Regions from separate parts of the Mus musculus genome. Here regions 1 and 3 are each linked to region 2. Evidence: chromatin loops called from intact Hi-C (ENCODE). Cell type or tissue: left cerebral cortex. All regions are shown on one strand.

Evidence for each region. Peaks named below come from ENCODE experiments on the same cell type or tissue, not always from the same donor. Only the 100,000 strongest peaks of a DNase experiment are listed, where the experiment ranks them.
Region 1: it touches region 2 in a loop (3-fold over the local background); 7 of 42 quality-filtered maps call a loop at or near these places.
Region 3: it touches region 2 in a loop (6-fold over the local background); 3 of 42 quality-filtered maps call a loop at or near these places.

Annotation. Positions count from the first base shown.
Region 1 is chr9:45,413,982-45,418,981 of GRCm38, forward strand. It overlaps 4833428L15Rik (RIKEN cDNA 4833428L15 gene), which reads right to left. Exons shown (of 5, transcript NR_040732.1): 4 at 4,848-5,000; 5 at 2,645-3,414. Among named protein-coding and RNA genes, the nearest start is that of Fxyd2, 10 kb to the left of the region's middle. In left cerebral cortex, CTCF peaks have their summits at 2,098 (motif pointing right), 3,494 (motif pointing left) and 4,448; DNase peaks (open chromatin) are centred at 2,120, 3,486 and 4,479.
Region 2 is chr9:45,826,345-45,831,344 of GRCm38, forward strand. It overlaps Cep164 (centrosomal protein 164), which reads right to left and starts at 2,319. Exons shown (of 30, transcript NM_001081373.3): 1 at 2,158-2,319. In left cerebral cortex, a CTCF peak has its summit at 2,995 (motif pointing right); DNase peaks (open chromatin) are centred at 1,558, 1,868, 2,349 and 3,006; H3K4me3 peaks cover 1,693 bases; H3K27ac peaks cover 500 bases.
Region 3 is chr9:45,904,439-45,909,438 of GRCm38, forward strand. It overlaps Rnf214 (ring finger protein 214), which reads right to left and starts at 2,473. Exons shown (of 14, transcript NM_178709.5): 1 at 1,914-2,473; 2 at 368-481. The coding sequence starts at 474. It overlaps Pcsk7 (proprotein convertase subtilisin/kexin type 7), which reads left to right and starts at 2,131. Exons shown (of 17, transcript NM_008794.2): 1 at 2,131-2,601; 2 at 4,090-4,213; 3 at 4,822-5,000. The coding sequence starts at 4,834. In left cerebral cortex, CTCF peaks have their summits at 2,101 (motif pointing left) and 2,316; DNase peaks (open chromatin) are centred at 1,029, 1,333, 1,506, 2,100 and 2 more places; H3K4me3 peaks cover 2,627 bases; H3K27ac peaks cover 1,892 bases.

The DNA.
Region 1 (5,000 bases), 410 kb before region 2:
GCTTTAGAGGAAGGCATAGGGGTAAGGAGGGCTGTGCAGGCATGGGGTCTGGGGCAGAGTCGGTGGTGTGTAGGCTCACTGAGGTGGGGTGTCTTTGAGGCCTTTCCCAGTATTAGCCTTCAGCTCATCCTCTGAGTCTTGGTGTGTTGGCTGGTTTTGTGTCAACGTGACACAAGCTAGAGTCATTGCAGAGAAAGGAGCCTTAGTTAGGAAATGCCTCCGTGATATCCAGCTGTAAGGCATTTTCTCAATTAGTGATCAGTGGGGATGGCCCAGCCTATGGTGGGTGGTGTCATTCTGGGCTGGTGGTCCTGGGTTCTATAAGAGCAGACTGAGCAAGCCATGGGGAGCAGGCCATTAATCAGAACCCCTCTATGGCCTTTGCATCAGCTCCTGCACCTGGGTTTGTCCCCTATCTGAGTTCCTTCAGTGATGAACAGCAATATGGAAGTGTAAGTTAAATAAACCCTTTCCTGCCCAACTTGCTTTTTAGTCATGGTGTTTTGTCACAACAATAGAAAGAAATTCTAACTAAGACACTTGGGAACCAGCAAAACCCACTGAAACCCTGGGCCAGTGACTCTGCGATAGGCATTATTTCCAAGTTAAGAGTCAAGACTACCAGCTTTCCTGGACCCCTCCCCTTAATCATTTGGGAGCGTTCTGTCTCGGCCCCTCTTCTCAGGATACCATGATGTCCAGAGATGACAAAGAGGCAGTGCCCTATGAGCCCACCTTCAAGATAGCCAGGTCCCAGGGATAGACTGAGCTAAGGTATAGGGGAGATGTCTTCACTCGTTGGGTCTCTGGCCGCTCAGCCAGAGCCCTTAGTTTCTTCCCTTGAGGAGGAGGGGGGTGATCTGTGGTCCAACTAGTCTGTCTCAGTTAGGGTTTTACTGCTGTGAACAGACACCATGACCAAGGCAACTCTTATAAGGACAACGTTTAATTGGTACTGACTTACAGATTCAGAGGTTCAGTCCAGTATCACCAAGGTGGGAGCATGGCAGCATCCAGGCAGGCATGGTGCAGCTGAGAGTTCTACATCTTCATCTGAAGGCTACTAGGAGAAGACTGGCTCCCACGTGGTAAGGAGGAGGGTCTCATTGTTCATCCCTAAAGTGACACACTTCCTCTAACAAGGCCAAAACCACTCCAACAAAGCCATACCCACTCCAACAAGGCCAAAACGACTCCAACAAGGCCGTACCTCCTAATAGTGTCACTCCCTCAGCCAAGCATATTCAAACCACCACATAGGCTGAGACCAAGGAGGATATGGGAAAAGGTTTCCTTGAGTCTAGCATTGATGATCAGTGGCTTGCTCCTCTTCCTGTCTATTTAGAACTAACTTCATGTCAGGACCTCTGGAGCAGATGGAGGGGCCCTGGATGTCCTTGTTCCTTCTCTCTATGTAGTCACTTTCCTCTGTGATCATTTGTCAGTAGACCTGTTGAGGACGGGTGGCCCAGTGGGTTAGATCCCACGCTGTGACCCTAACAGCTCTGGCAATGCAGTGGCAGAAATTAGGCCCATGTGCCTCAGGGAGTGTTGCTGGTTAATTTTTTGTCTACTTGACACAAGTTAGAGTTATCTGGGAAGAGGGACCTGTAGGCATGTCTGCGTGGCATTTTCTTGATGACTGGTTGATATGGGAGGCCCAGTTCACTGTGGGTGGGATCATTTCTGGGCTGCATAAGAAAGCAGGCTGAGCAAAAGCCATGGGGAACAGGCCAGTAAGCAGAGCTCCTCCATGGCCTCTGCTTCAGTTCCTGCCTCCAGGTTCCTGCCTTGACTTCTCTCAGGGGTGGACTGTGACCTGGAAGTGTAAGCTGAATAAACCCTTTTCTGTCTCCGGTTGTCTTTTACCACAGCAACAGCAAACAACCCTCCCCTGAGCTCTGCCTACATATCAGAGAGCAAGAAGCCCAGGCTGGAAGACACTGTGTGTCCTTTCAGGGAGGTCTCAGAGTTGGATATGTACACAATTGGGATGGGACGGAACAGGTTGCATCTTGCCTGTGAGCACAACTTTGAATGGTAGAGAATCAGGCCAATTTTCAGCACAGCCTCCAGTGCTGCTGTTCTGTCCTTAGACACAAGGGGACGCCACATAACCAGCTTCTCAGTTTCAAGGTTCACTGAGGACTATGTGATCAGCAGGAGCCGGGAAAGCTGGGATGTAGACTCCCCAGAGATGGAGAGGTGCACTCTGCCCTCCACAACCATCCATTTGGGGGGGGTGGACATGACAGTTCAACCTCCTGGCCATGTGTAAGCTCCTGCTCGCCCAACCCTTCACCAAATGGGGCAGAACCCTGATGTCACTGTCTGCATAGACTCTCTCATCATCACCCCAATCTAAGCAGGTCTAGAAACATGGCTGTCATCTGGACTTAGTACTTCCCTTCCCCCAGATCCTGCACGGCAGAGATGGGACGCGGTGTGGAAACAGACCGTGATAGGTAGGTCTCAGCCCATCAGCTGGACAGTAACAGGGAAATCCTTCCGTAGTCCTGTGCCTCAGTTTCCTCATCTGTGAGATGAGCATTATAAGCCCCATTATTAGGTTGAGTGAGATCAGGGATATTAAACAACGCCATCAATCGCTACCAAACAGAACGGGACTTGGTGAGAGACAAGGCAAGATCAACCCAGGTCTTTAATCAAGGATTTGAGTAGCCAACTACAGTGTACTCATGTACATACATACAATAAATAAATAATTTTTTAAAAAGCACATGAGAAACCTACAGAGGATCCCCTGGGGCAAATGCCCCCAAGCACCATGGGATACTGCTTACATCTAAGTCTTGGGGCTGTTTTTTTCCCAATCCATGCATTTGAGTGCGCGTACGTGTGTGACTCACGTGCGTGCATGCATGTGTGTGTGTGTGTGCGTGCTCGAGCATGTGTGTGTGTCTGTGTTCATTCTTGTAAGTGGGATTTGGCTCTGATCTAGGTGAACCCTCTCACTGAAAAGCAGACTTTGAGAGCTGGAGGGAGATGCCCTCAGATAACAGTAGGTCTCCTGCCGCTCCTAGAGCATCTTGTCCCTTTACTTTTTCCCAAGGGCCAAGGACAACTGTGACCTCTGGTCTCCTGAAGACCAGGCCAGCAGGGAGATGTCTCAGCACAGTGTCCAGAACAGTCAGGAGACTAGAGTTACACCCTATTGTGGACCCCAAGCTCTGCCCTTTGGTGTCTGTGTAACATCAGCAACCGCTTGGTTTCCAGAGCCTCAGGTTCCTCGTCTGTAGAACAGGAATATTGACTGGCCCTAGGGTCTGATGCAAACACATTTCAAACGAAAGCTTCACTTGCGATCCAAGTAGCGTCAGGTCAATCAAGATAAATCTGCACGGGAGTGGAGGGAAGCTTCATTCTGTTCTCCCAGGTCTGGTAGGATTGAAACTGAAAGAAAACCTCACGGTTACTACCCATACTGCCCACAGGTTTTTAGTGCTCAGTCTTTAGGTGACACCTGCTGGCCATAATAGGTACTGTATGCCCTCCCCGTACCCCACTCTCGCACCTCCATTCTGGCCAAACTACTGAGAACACTTACTTAGCTCTCTTTGGTCTCTTCGGCATTTCTTGCTCTTAGACTGGGAAGGGCAAAGAGTCCTTTCTTCCCAGGCAGAGACTTCCCCTCCTCCCCTGCCCCAAAGCAGGAATGAACAGGACTTAAGGCTGGAGTGTGAGTTTAGGGCCAACCTGGTCTAGAAAGACTTGTGCTCACAGCAACAATCCCATCAGGCAGAAGACCAGAATATCCAGCTGTCTCTGTCTCCAGAAAAGCCAGACTGAGGGAAGAGGTTCCAGGCACAGAGGCATAGAAGACTCAGAGCAGTTAGCTACTCAGTGGTCAGTGCTTTAGGATAAGTGGTCTCATGACCCACATCTATGCCCAAATACCGGGGTGTTTGGAAGAGTGGGTGAGAGAGGGGCAGGATGGGGGTGTCCCTAGCCTAGGATACGTCTGCCAGGAGGACCAAAGTCTACTGATGATGTCATATAATGCAAGAGATTTTCTTCACATCAGTTCAAGGTGCACAAGAGGATGTCTCAGTGGATAAAGGCGTGGTGGGAGAGGAGACTCCTGAACATTGTTTTCTGACCCTTACAATAACACATAGCATAAAAATGTAAAAATCCAAGACGGCCCGGTGCTGCCGGGAGCCGGCCAGGTGATCTGGCACACCGCTCTCCCTGCTTGTGCATGTTTGAAATGTTCTATGTCAAATCTGCTCTGGAGAGGTGACAGCAAACGCTGCTGCCTGCCACCGCTGGTGACCAGGCAAAGGTCACCAGCGGGGTGGGGACAGGTCAAGCTGTTTCTCTGATCCTCTGCTGAATGATCTGTAGAATGGGAGTGACAGGCATGAAGCTGTGATAATGATGCCACGTCCTGAGGGAGGGCCTGAGTGTGGCAACGAGCCACCACCAGGGCCTGTTACAGTCATCACCATGGGTGGCTGTCCATGGCTCTGGCTGGAGTTTGCCAAATGGAGCAGCTGATACTGACGAACAATTGGTTCATTCTGCTTGGTTTCAACGTCCTAACTAAAGTGATGCTGAAGACATCTTCAAAATGTTGCATGCCCCAGTGTGAGGCCGTTTCAGCTACAGACACTCACTGTGTCCTTTTGACTAACACCACACCTGGGCTTTCTTATCCTTCGAGCCCAGCTCAAGTTCCTCCTCGGTTGTTGCTGGCTGCCCCCTTTTCTGAATTTAAGCAACCCCTTCATAGTTTCCATAAGCCTCCCCCTCAGTGAGATTTGCAAAGTCATCTCTCCCAACCACATCATCCCAGATTCATTCAACACTTAGGGAATGCCTACCTGGAGCGTGGAGGAGTGAGCAGACAGTATGAGAGACACAGGACAATCCTGCCAGTGACACACATCATTGCAGATATGGTAATGCTGAGCAGGCCGCCAGTGACACACACCATTACAGATACAGGAACCATCTCTGCTGGGCGCAGTCAGAGA
Region 2 (5,000 bases):
ATGAACAGGTATTTACTGACAGAGAAGGAAGCACGTTCTAACAACAGAAGCAGCAGCACATGCAAAGGCCCTGCAGCAGGAGACGCCAGCAATCAGGAAAGTACTGGAAATGTTGCTGAAGAGGAAGGAAAGAAACCAAAGCCATGCTGCAGATTCGGCCTTTGTCCTACAGAGCTGCCCGTTCAAAAGCACTTTTCCCACACAGGCTGAAACGGAAGCCAGAGTGGAAGGAGGGAAATCAGAGTGGCTGGGGCTGCAGAGACGGCTCAAGGTAAGGGCGCCTGGTGCCCTTCCAGGGAACCTAAGGTCAGTTCCCAGCACCCAGGTTAGATTCTGTGGGGTGCAGCTCACCTGTAACTCCAGCCCCAGGGATCCCCTTACCTTTATGTCTCCAGCACTGAGACCACAAGCAGGAACCACCATGCCTGGCTTTTTTTACAAGGGACTTAACTCGGGTTCTCATGCTTAGAGAGAAAAAAAAAAAAACTTTACCAACTGAGCTATCTCACCGCTATCTCACCGGCCCCTAGAGCAAGGACATTTAAAGCAGAAGGAACGCCATGAACAGAAGCAAAGCAGCTTGATGGGACGGAGTGGCTACTAGGGCCTGCCTAGCATGTGCAAAGCCCTGAGTTCAATCCCTAGTACTGCAAAACAACAACTCCATATGTGAGTGTGTGTGTGGATGTGTACGTGTGTGTGAGTGTGTGTGTATCTGTGTATATGTGAGTATGTGAGTGTGTGTGTGGATGTGTACGTGTGTGTGAGTGTGTGTGTGTCTGTGTATATGTGAGTATGTGAGTGTGTGTGTGTCTGTGTACGTGTGTGTGAGTGTGTGTGTATCTGTGTATATGTGAGTATGTGAGTGTGTGTGTGTCTGTGTATGTGTGTGTGAGTGTGTGTGTGTATCTGTGTATATGTGAGTATTCGAGTGTGGGAGGGGGGAAGGGATGAGGGGGAGGGGAGGGGGGAGCACAAGCACAGCAAATGTGCTTGATGGGGTAAGGATTAATTATAACAACAAAAACTTGGACTAACCACACACTTCCCGGAACACTTGTATGCGGCAGAACTGTACCAAGGGCTTTATTCGCCACCATCCCACCCCAGCCTCTCAGCTAGAGGTTTACTATCCCCACTTATCAAATACAGAGACTGCTTGAATGAAGGACAAGGAGCAGCGAGTCCGGGCTTGCGAGGGCTTTAGCTGTATACAGGACTTCATAAGGGGCTGCCATGGGAATTTCATAAAGAAAGTTGGAGGTGGTGAGAGTTACCGTTCGGAAAGGTGACTGACAGCTGCACAAGAACCAATCAAAAAGGGGACAAAATCAGAGGCAGTTATTCTGAAAGCGCAGCCAAGAAATTATGAACCAAGCCAGTGGCTACCTGAATGAAAAGCGGCTAATCCTGAGGGCAGGAGAATAGCAGGGTCTCGCAGCTAGGTGAAGGAAGAGAAGAGAGAAAGCAGAGAGGATTTCAGCCAGTCCACTGTGATTTTAGGCCAAGAAGCCGACTGCCAAGAAATCTGAAGCATGCCAGATGACTACTGCAGACAGCGGAATGAATTCTCAGCGTAGAGTGGGCTAAGTGACTGAGGAAGTTCTCCATTGAGACAAGAAACATGGGAGACATTGATAGAAGGTCCGGGGGGGGGGGCGGCGGGGGGGGGGTGCGGGTTGGAGATGATCCGCAAGCACATCTAAGCTCGAGTAAGGTATCTGGCTAGGCAGCAAGTACTTCCCAGAGCAACCGGTAACTGGAGGCTCTAGTCGCAATCCAGAGATGGAGTGCAGAGAAAAGCATGCAGGGGCCTGCAGAGGGCTGAGCTGGCAGACGCGCGAGGGCGAGTCACCGAGGCCAAGAAGAGGGCAGCGGTTCCGGGCGTAGATTCCTGAATCAGTGCAAAGAAAACCCCAAACCTCCTCTCTTGCCCAGCTGGCCGAAAGATGCCATGCGCTTGGCTGAACTTGGGATAGCCCAGGAATGGGCTGGGCAATGGCGGTAGGGTGTAGATTCAGGAGAGGCTAGAAAGCCAGGCCCCGCACGCCGGAGGGCTCTTCTCTCCCAGCTTAGTTCCCGCGCAGCAACACCTCACAACGCTTCAGCTCCCTGCAAACTCCTGCCACGCCACCAAGCCTGGCTCCGAGATCTCACCTGTCCCCGATCCGGGGTTTCCGGGAGGATGGCTCTGCGCCTCCTCCCCAGCACCACCCCGGCCCCCCACCTTCCAGGGACGCCGGGGTGTCCGGCTCCCCGCTTCCAGGGACGCCGGGGTGTTGCCCTGCAGCGACCAGCAACCACTTCCGGAAAGGCACTGGCCTAGCAACTGAGAGGCCCGCCTCTACCAAGAGCCAATAGGTCGCTGACTGAGAGCGTTGGCATTGGATTGGTTGAAGTTCCCCCACGAGGCTTTGCCCGTTGCATCCTGAAAGTTGTAGTTCAAAATAGTGAATAAGCACAATCCCACTCCCACCACAAAGAGGTTAAAAGAGAGACCTGAAGGTAGATAAGAGAATTTCTCCCGCGGACGAAAGGAAGCATTCATAATATTAATAATAATCTACTATTACTATTAATTAAGCAAAATTAACAATCATTTATAGACCATCATTTTGTAAAGGTCGAGTAAAATCACGCGAACAACAGTGATTATCAGTGGTCAACCTATTGATTGGGCCCTTAATAAAAGAACTATGAAGGGGTTGGAGAGATGACTCGGTTGTCAAGAGAGCTGCCTACTAACTTTTTCCTTTTAATGTATTATACGTGGACCGGGATCTGATAACACAAGCCCTTAATGCCACCACTTGGGGCACAAAGCAGACAGATCTCTGTGCGTTTGAGACTAGCCTGGTCTATATAGTGAGTTTCAAGCCAGCTGGGACTACACAGTGAGACCCTGTCTCAAAAAAAATTTTAAGTGTGTGGATGTTTTGTCTACATTATACCTGATAGTCATGGAGGCCAGAAGAGGGCACTGCATCCCCTGAAACTGGAGTTGTAAGCAGTTGTGCGCCACCTTGTGGGTGCTAGAAACCAAACCTAGGTCGTCTGCAAGAACAACAGTGCTCTCAACGGCTGAACCATCATCTCTCCCACTCTACTATTGTAAATTTAAAACCGAGTCCTGCGCCGCTAGAGTCTAAGCCGACAAGGAGAAATTGCGAGTGTTGTTACTAGGGATCTCAAACCAGACATCAGGATGTGTTTCTCATGTTTAACGTCAAATCTTTCTGCAATTCCTTTATTCTCACCACAGATGGGGAAAAAAATCACTGCTCCTCATTATCATCACAATCTTTAAAAGTGTCCCCAAGGGGCCACTGGACCAGACATAGAAGAGATGCCATATCATGACTATATCAGACATAACTAAACACTGCCCATAGCTTCCTATACACAAGACTTGCCATCTGAGGCTGTAGAACCAGCTCAGCAGCTGCCAACACCTGCTGCTCTGCGGGAGGACCAGAGTCTGATTCCCAGCAAGCACGAGGCAGCTCACAACCAGCAGAAACTCTAGTTCCAGAGGATCCAACACCTCTTCTGGCTTCTACCCACACCAGGCAAACACATGTGAACACAGACATGTGGTACACAGACATACCTGCAGGCAAAACACTGGAACACATAAAAGAATAAAATATTTTTTGAAAAAAGCAGCTAGATAGTGGTGACTGAACCACACTGAATCCCAAAGCCTTTATTCCCAACATCCAGAAGGCAGAGACAGTCATATCTTTGTGGGTTCAAGTCCAGCCAGGTCTACAAAATAAGTTCCAAGACTGTCAGGCTGTAACACAGAATAACCCTGTCAGGAAAAAGTCAAAAATAAGGAGGAGGAGGAGGAGGAGGAGGAGGAGGAGGAGGAGGAGGAGGAGGAGGAGGAGGAGGAGGAGAAAGAATGATAGAGACAAGCAGATTTCTATGAATTCTAGACTGGCAAGGTCTACATATCCAGTTCCAGGACTGTATAGTGAGCTGCTGCCTCAAGAAAGAAAGAGCTGGGCAGTGGTGGCTCACACCTTTAATCCCAGCACTTGGGAGGCAGAGGCAGGCAGATCTCTGAGTTCGAGGCCAGCCTGGTCTACAGAGTGAGTTCCAAGACATCCAAGGCTACACAGAGAAACCCTGTCTCGAAACAACAACAACAAAAAAGCATTAAAAAGGGCTGGTGAGATGGCTCAGTGGGTAAGAGCACCCGACTGTTCTTCCGAAGGTCAGGAGTTCAAATCCCAGCAACCACATGGTGGCTCACAACCATCCGTAATGAGATCTGACTCCCTCTTCTGGAGTGTCTGAGGACAGCTACAGTGTACTTACATATAATAAATAAATAAATAAATAAATAAATAAATAAATAAATAAATAAAAGCATTAAAAAATAAAAAAAATTTTTTTAATTAAAAAAATAAAAATAAAACAAAACAAGTCAGGTAGTGGTGCACGACTTTAATCCCAGCACTCAGGAGGCAGAGGCAGGTGGATATCTGAGTTCAAGACCAGCCTGGTCTATAGAGTGAGTTCCAGGACAGCCAGAGCTATAAAGAGAAACTATGTCTCAATAAATAAATTAGTTAATTAAATGAAATAAAATGAAAGTAAAATTACATTCCAGGCCAGGCTGAGGCACATAAAAAGGCCCCCTGAAGTGTTATCCCTTAAAATACTTTTCTCCTTCAGGAAAAGGGCTAGAAAATAGTCTTCAAAAAATATGGCAGGCTATGGAATTATCACCATGCAGATGAAGGATATATGTTTTATTCAGTTTCTCCCAAGGTTGGTATTCAGAAATACAAACCATTTTACCAAACAAATTAAGAAGGAAAGGGGAAATCACAAAATTGAGACATCAGCTGACAAGCCAGTAGGATGTTTATAGTCTCACTCACTGGGTTGGTTAGCTAGCACTACAGGCCTGTACTAGCAAGCCATCTTGAAACCTGTTTTTTGTTTTTTTGTTTTTGTTTTTGTTTGCGCACAAGCGTGTCAGTGTG
Region 3 (5,000 bases), 78 kb after region 2:
CTAGGCCAGCCAGAGCTACAAAGGGAGACCTTGTCTAAAACAAGAAAAAAAAAAGAGCATGACACACAAGAATAGTTAAATGAACAAAGAGTTGGTATAGGATAAATCAAGGAAATATATACATTTATGATGTGTTGATAACTGTCTTAACCTAGCATGCCTACCTAGGTATCAGTTGACATGTAGGATACCGTACAAAAACCAAGCAGTCTCTACTTAAAAAGAAAAATTAATCTGAAGGAGGGAAAAAACCCTTAATCTGCAGAAATGTCACTAGACCTCCAAAGAGGAAAGAAGAGATGCTCAGAAGCCCATCCCAAAAGCCCCTTACCCAAGTAAGCTTTCTCCTCAAGAGTCTGCAAGTTACCTTAGGCCATCTGGGAGAGATTCATCGGACTTGGATGCACACAAAGCAGAAGATTCCGAAGGACTCGGGGTACCGGCCCCAAGGCCAGCTACCTCAGAGGCCGCCATCTGCACTCTGGACATTCAGAAACAAACCAAAGGACACAGGTGACAAAGCTGAAAGCTTTCCTCTGCATAATGCCCACTGTGTCAGTTCCTCCAAACACCTAAGAAAGAGTATTCTGCAGGAGGGCAATAAAAGAGCCACTTCCGGCCATAAGTCCCAGTCAGCACTGCCCTCAGGCGCTGTCATACACATAAACATAAGGCAGACTACTTTTGTTCTGGACAGAAATGCAGTCATTCCAAACAGACGATAATCTGATAAGAATTTTCTGAATGGTCCACATACCTACCTCCATTTATTAAAGTTGACCTTTTTGGCCAAGATTCAATAATATGTTTAAATCCCTTTTGGCTGTTGCAGTCAAAGCATTCTCTATTAATTTAAGTGATAGGGTTTATGTGAGGTGTTTCCAAGAACAAGTCACCCCGGACCATCTCTGTGGGGTGTCTTTTAGCCTGACAGTATTCCTTTCCTACAGATGGGAATGTCTGGTATCTGCCAACGCCCCACTAACAAGTTACCATTGAGTCACAGGCTACTACTCAGTTACTCCAGGAGAAAAGGGAGATGTTGAAAAACATGGTAACTCAAGTAAGGGAACCCAAGAAGACGGTTTTTTACATTTTTATTTTTAAGAGCATCTTTTTTGCTGCAAAATAAACTCGGCCTTCTATGGTAACAAGAAAAACTAGGTGGTAAAAGTAGGATTAGTTCCCATTCCTGCTTTTATTTTGACAGCATCCCATGAATAGAATATCTCTGAACCCAGAAGAATGCACAAGAGCAGATACCGAGTCGGGCTGAATCAATAGTCACAGCTCAGTGCCTCAGTTTCCTCTCATAATAAAAAGCTCCTAGGTGAAAATGGGCCCTGAAACGCCATTATTGCATCTCGGATGCAATCAGTCTGCCTACAATAGGGTCGAGATCATTGCCTCCAACAGGGAACAAGGTCTGGGTCACCGATGCCCAGTAAACGAAAACCTTAGGGCAAGGGTCATACGTGAAACTCCGCAGCTAGAGCCCCAAACGAGAGGGATGGGGGGTGGGGTCGCACATCTGGCTCAAGAGCCCAGTGTGCCCAAGGGAATCCCGCAAGGCAGTGATGGTCACCAGTCAGGCGGCGACGCAGAAGGGGACAATGGGGGGAAGCTGCGCCGGGTGGTCACCGCCACTCTTCACAGGGAGCTGCCGCTACGCTGGCCCTTGGCACTGGCCAGCGCCACCTCCACCCCTTCCCCTCCGTCCTCACCGGCCGCCAGCTCCCGTCCCACTCCCAGGCCGGGCTCCCGCCCCTGTCCCCGCCGCCCCCTCCCCGCCGCCCCCTCCTCCTCCGCCGCGCCCCCCTAGTCCCGCCGTCCCGACCCGCGCGCGCCGCCCCGCACACACCTCCCGCGCCGCGCCCCCGGGGAGCCAAGCGGGGGGGAGGGAAGGGACGCACCTGAGCGGGCGGAGCGGGGGAGGGGGCGGCCAAGCCTGGGGGAGGGGTCGAGCGCTGGCCCGCGCGCGGCACCTCCCACTTCCGGCGGCGCGAGCGCAAGGGGGCGAGGCCGGGGCGGCGAGAGGAGCGGAACCCGCGGGGTGAGCGGCCGCCACCGACGGCGCCCTCTGGCGGCAGGCGCGGACAGCGACCGGACAACGGAGCCGCTGAGGGGACCAGCCCTGAGACCCAAGCGGAGCCCGAGGGACACGCGGGCCAGAGAGACGGCGGCCGGATGGAGGCGAGAGCCTCTCTGAGGAGTTTATGGGGAAGAGTCAAGGCTATGGCAGTCCGACGGAGAAGAGCCGCGAGGGGTGTTTAGAGGTCGGAACCGGGATGGTCCTTACAGAGGACGCCATGAAGGACGAGGGCCCTGTGGCGGAGGGGGTCCTGTGGCGGAGGACACGAGGATTCGAGGCGCCGGAACTCCCACAGCCCTCACGGGCCTGTGACAGAAGCTGTCGGCGGAGCGCCCGGAGCTCGGCCCGCTGGTCAAGAGGCCGCAGGCCCAGCCGCTGATTGGCTGCGGCGCCGGGCGGAAGTGATGTCGCTGTCAGTGGCGCCTCCGGCTCCGGGGAAGCCGAGAGTTTCCGTAGGGTGGGGGCTGCGGCGGCAGCAGCAGCAGCGACAGTAGCAACAGAGGCTGTGGGTGAGTCGGGAAGAAATGTAGTGGAGGCTGGACCTCGGATATACGGGGGACCATGGACCGGGGCTGGTCGGCGTCTGCGGAGGAGGTCCTTCGCTGAGGGCACCTTGGGTCCTGGCGTGGGCGACCCCAGAGGGACCGGGTCTCCGGGTCGTAGGTTCCGGACAGCATCGGTCCTAAGGAGAGAGAGGCACATTGCACGGAGCAGCTGAGTCCGCGTGGGAGTGGGGGCATCAGAAAACTCACTCTGTACAGACCCTGGTTCCTGTGAGTGGGGAGGCGGGGCTTGAAGGACGGTGGTTTAAGAGCAGAATCTTGAGCAGGAAAGGTGCCCGTCTACCTTAGTTGAGGGTGATGGGAGTCTATTTTCAGAAAGTGCTTAAGATTTCTTGCTCAGAGGTCTGAGAATAAGTGCTGCTGTGCCTCTGGACCACAGGGAGAAAAAAACAAACAAACAAACAAAACAAAACAAAAACAAAACTCGGTTTCTCTTCCAGAAATCTCTGTTGGAACCTACAGAGATTGTAGGAGCCTGCCTGAGTGGATGGCTGCTATCAAACCAGACTTTGGATTTACTTATATGCAGACTAGGGAAGACACCTGGGTATCTTGGGCCAAATTGAAGCAGCCCCAGGGGCAGGAAGAATGTAATAGGAAATATGCCATGGAACTTAAGGACATGGTGGCCCACACCTATAATAACAGCAGTAAAGGGGTGGAAGCAAGAGTTCTCAGCCAACCTTTATTATATAAAGAAAGCTTGTTTAAGCCGGATGTTGGTGGCACACACCTTTGTTATCCCAGCACTCTGGAAGCGGAAGCAGGCTGGCTCTCTTGAGTTCCAGGCCAGCCTGGTATACAGAGGAAGGGAGGTCCAAGGAGTCTTTGGTAAAACAGTCTTTCCAGAATGTTTTAAGTCGGTACCATCCAAGTGTATGTCTGGACACCAAGACTGCTGCAGTGTGGGCTTGGTAGACAGTAGTGAGTTTTAAATGAGCTCAAGACCCCACATGTGCCTTGTTCCTGCCCCCACAGTTGCTCGAAAGTTCTAATTTGGTGGGGTTTTTTCCCCTTTGAGTGGTTGAAGACAGGGCTGGAGCCTGTGCCCTCACTGAAAATCCAACTTGGTGAGACGGGGCCAGCTCCTTAGTCCTTCTTGCCAGTCATTTCCTCTCTCCCAGTTACCCACATGCACTTATACTACATTTTATTTCCATTATCTGGCTTTCTCCCTGATTGACAGTTAGGTCTTGCTAAGCCCTTAAAGAAGCAAATGAAAATAACATGATAGGTTAAGAAGTGGGGTATCTGGGTTCTGTATTGGTGTGGCCTTATTGTGATGAATGTCTCCTAGTCTGTGGCCTGTTTTAGATCCCTGGAAATGACATTTAACACTGGTCACTGGTCAGGCCTGGCCTTCACTTTAGTTTCTGCTTTGCTGGCTTTAGTGGGACACCTTTTTGTTGTTGTTTCTGTACTTGGGGTCCACAGGTCTGCAGCTGTGTTCCCAGTCGACACTCACTGCTCACAGTGAAGGTGACATCTCCCTCCATTTTCACAAGATGAGTGTGGTATGGTTACCCAGGCCAGGACCTAAACTTCACAGAGAGCCCAGGTAGGAATGGCTCCACAATGGGAGATAGAAGTCCACTGGGAAAAAGACTTATGTTGTCTGTAAATAAGAGGGAGATAGAGCTGGGTGTGATGGCTCATGCCTGTAATCCCAGGTAGACACTGGTGGATCTCAGTGAATTTGAGGCCAGCCTGATGGTCTACATAGTGAGTTCCAGGACAGCCAGAGAGAGCTACATAGTGAGATCATGTTTTTAAAAAAGAAGGAGGAAGAGAAGGAGGAGGAGGAGGAGGGGTCCTGATGTTGTCAGTCATGGGAGTGATATGTACTTGGAGTAACTGAATGAGCAGCCCAAAGCAAGCACCTGGATGATGCCAGGCTATTGGGGGCACCAAGGGATGGGCCATTGTGCTGTAGGAGTCATCCACTGGGGTTAGCCCTGGCTCATACTCTACCTGGGGGTTAACATTTTGCTTAGGGACAAATGTACTTGGTAGGGGAGGGAAAGAGACTATGAATATCAAGTGACTAACCACTTGAAAGAGGCGTGTTGGGCTTCCCAAGGGGAACACACTGATGGACCTAGTCACTCTCTGAGTTTCCTATAGCTGCTGGCCTTTTTTTGCTGATTCTTTTTCCTTTGTTTGCAGCCTGCTGTTCTGATGCCGAAAGGGAGGCAGAAAGTCCCACACTTGGATGCCCACCTGGGCCTGCCCATCTGCCTCTGGCTGGAATTAGCCATCTTCTTTCTGGTTCCCCAGGTCATGGGCCTATCAGAGGCAGGTGGGCTTGACATCTTGGGCACAGGGGGGCTGAGCTGGGCCGTACA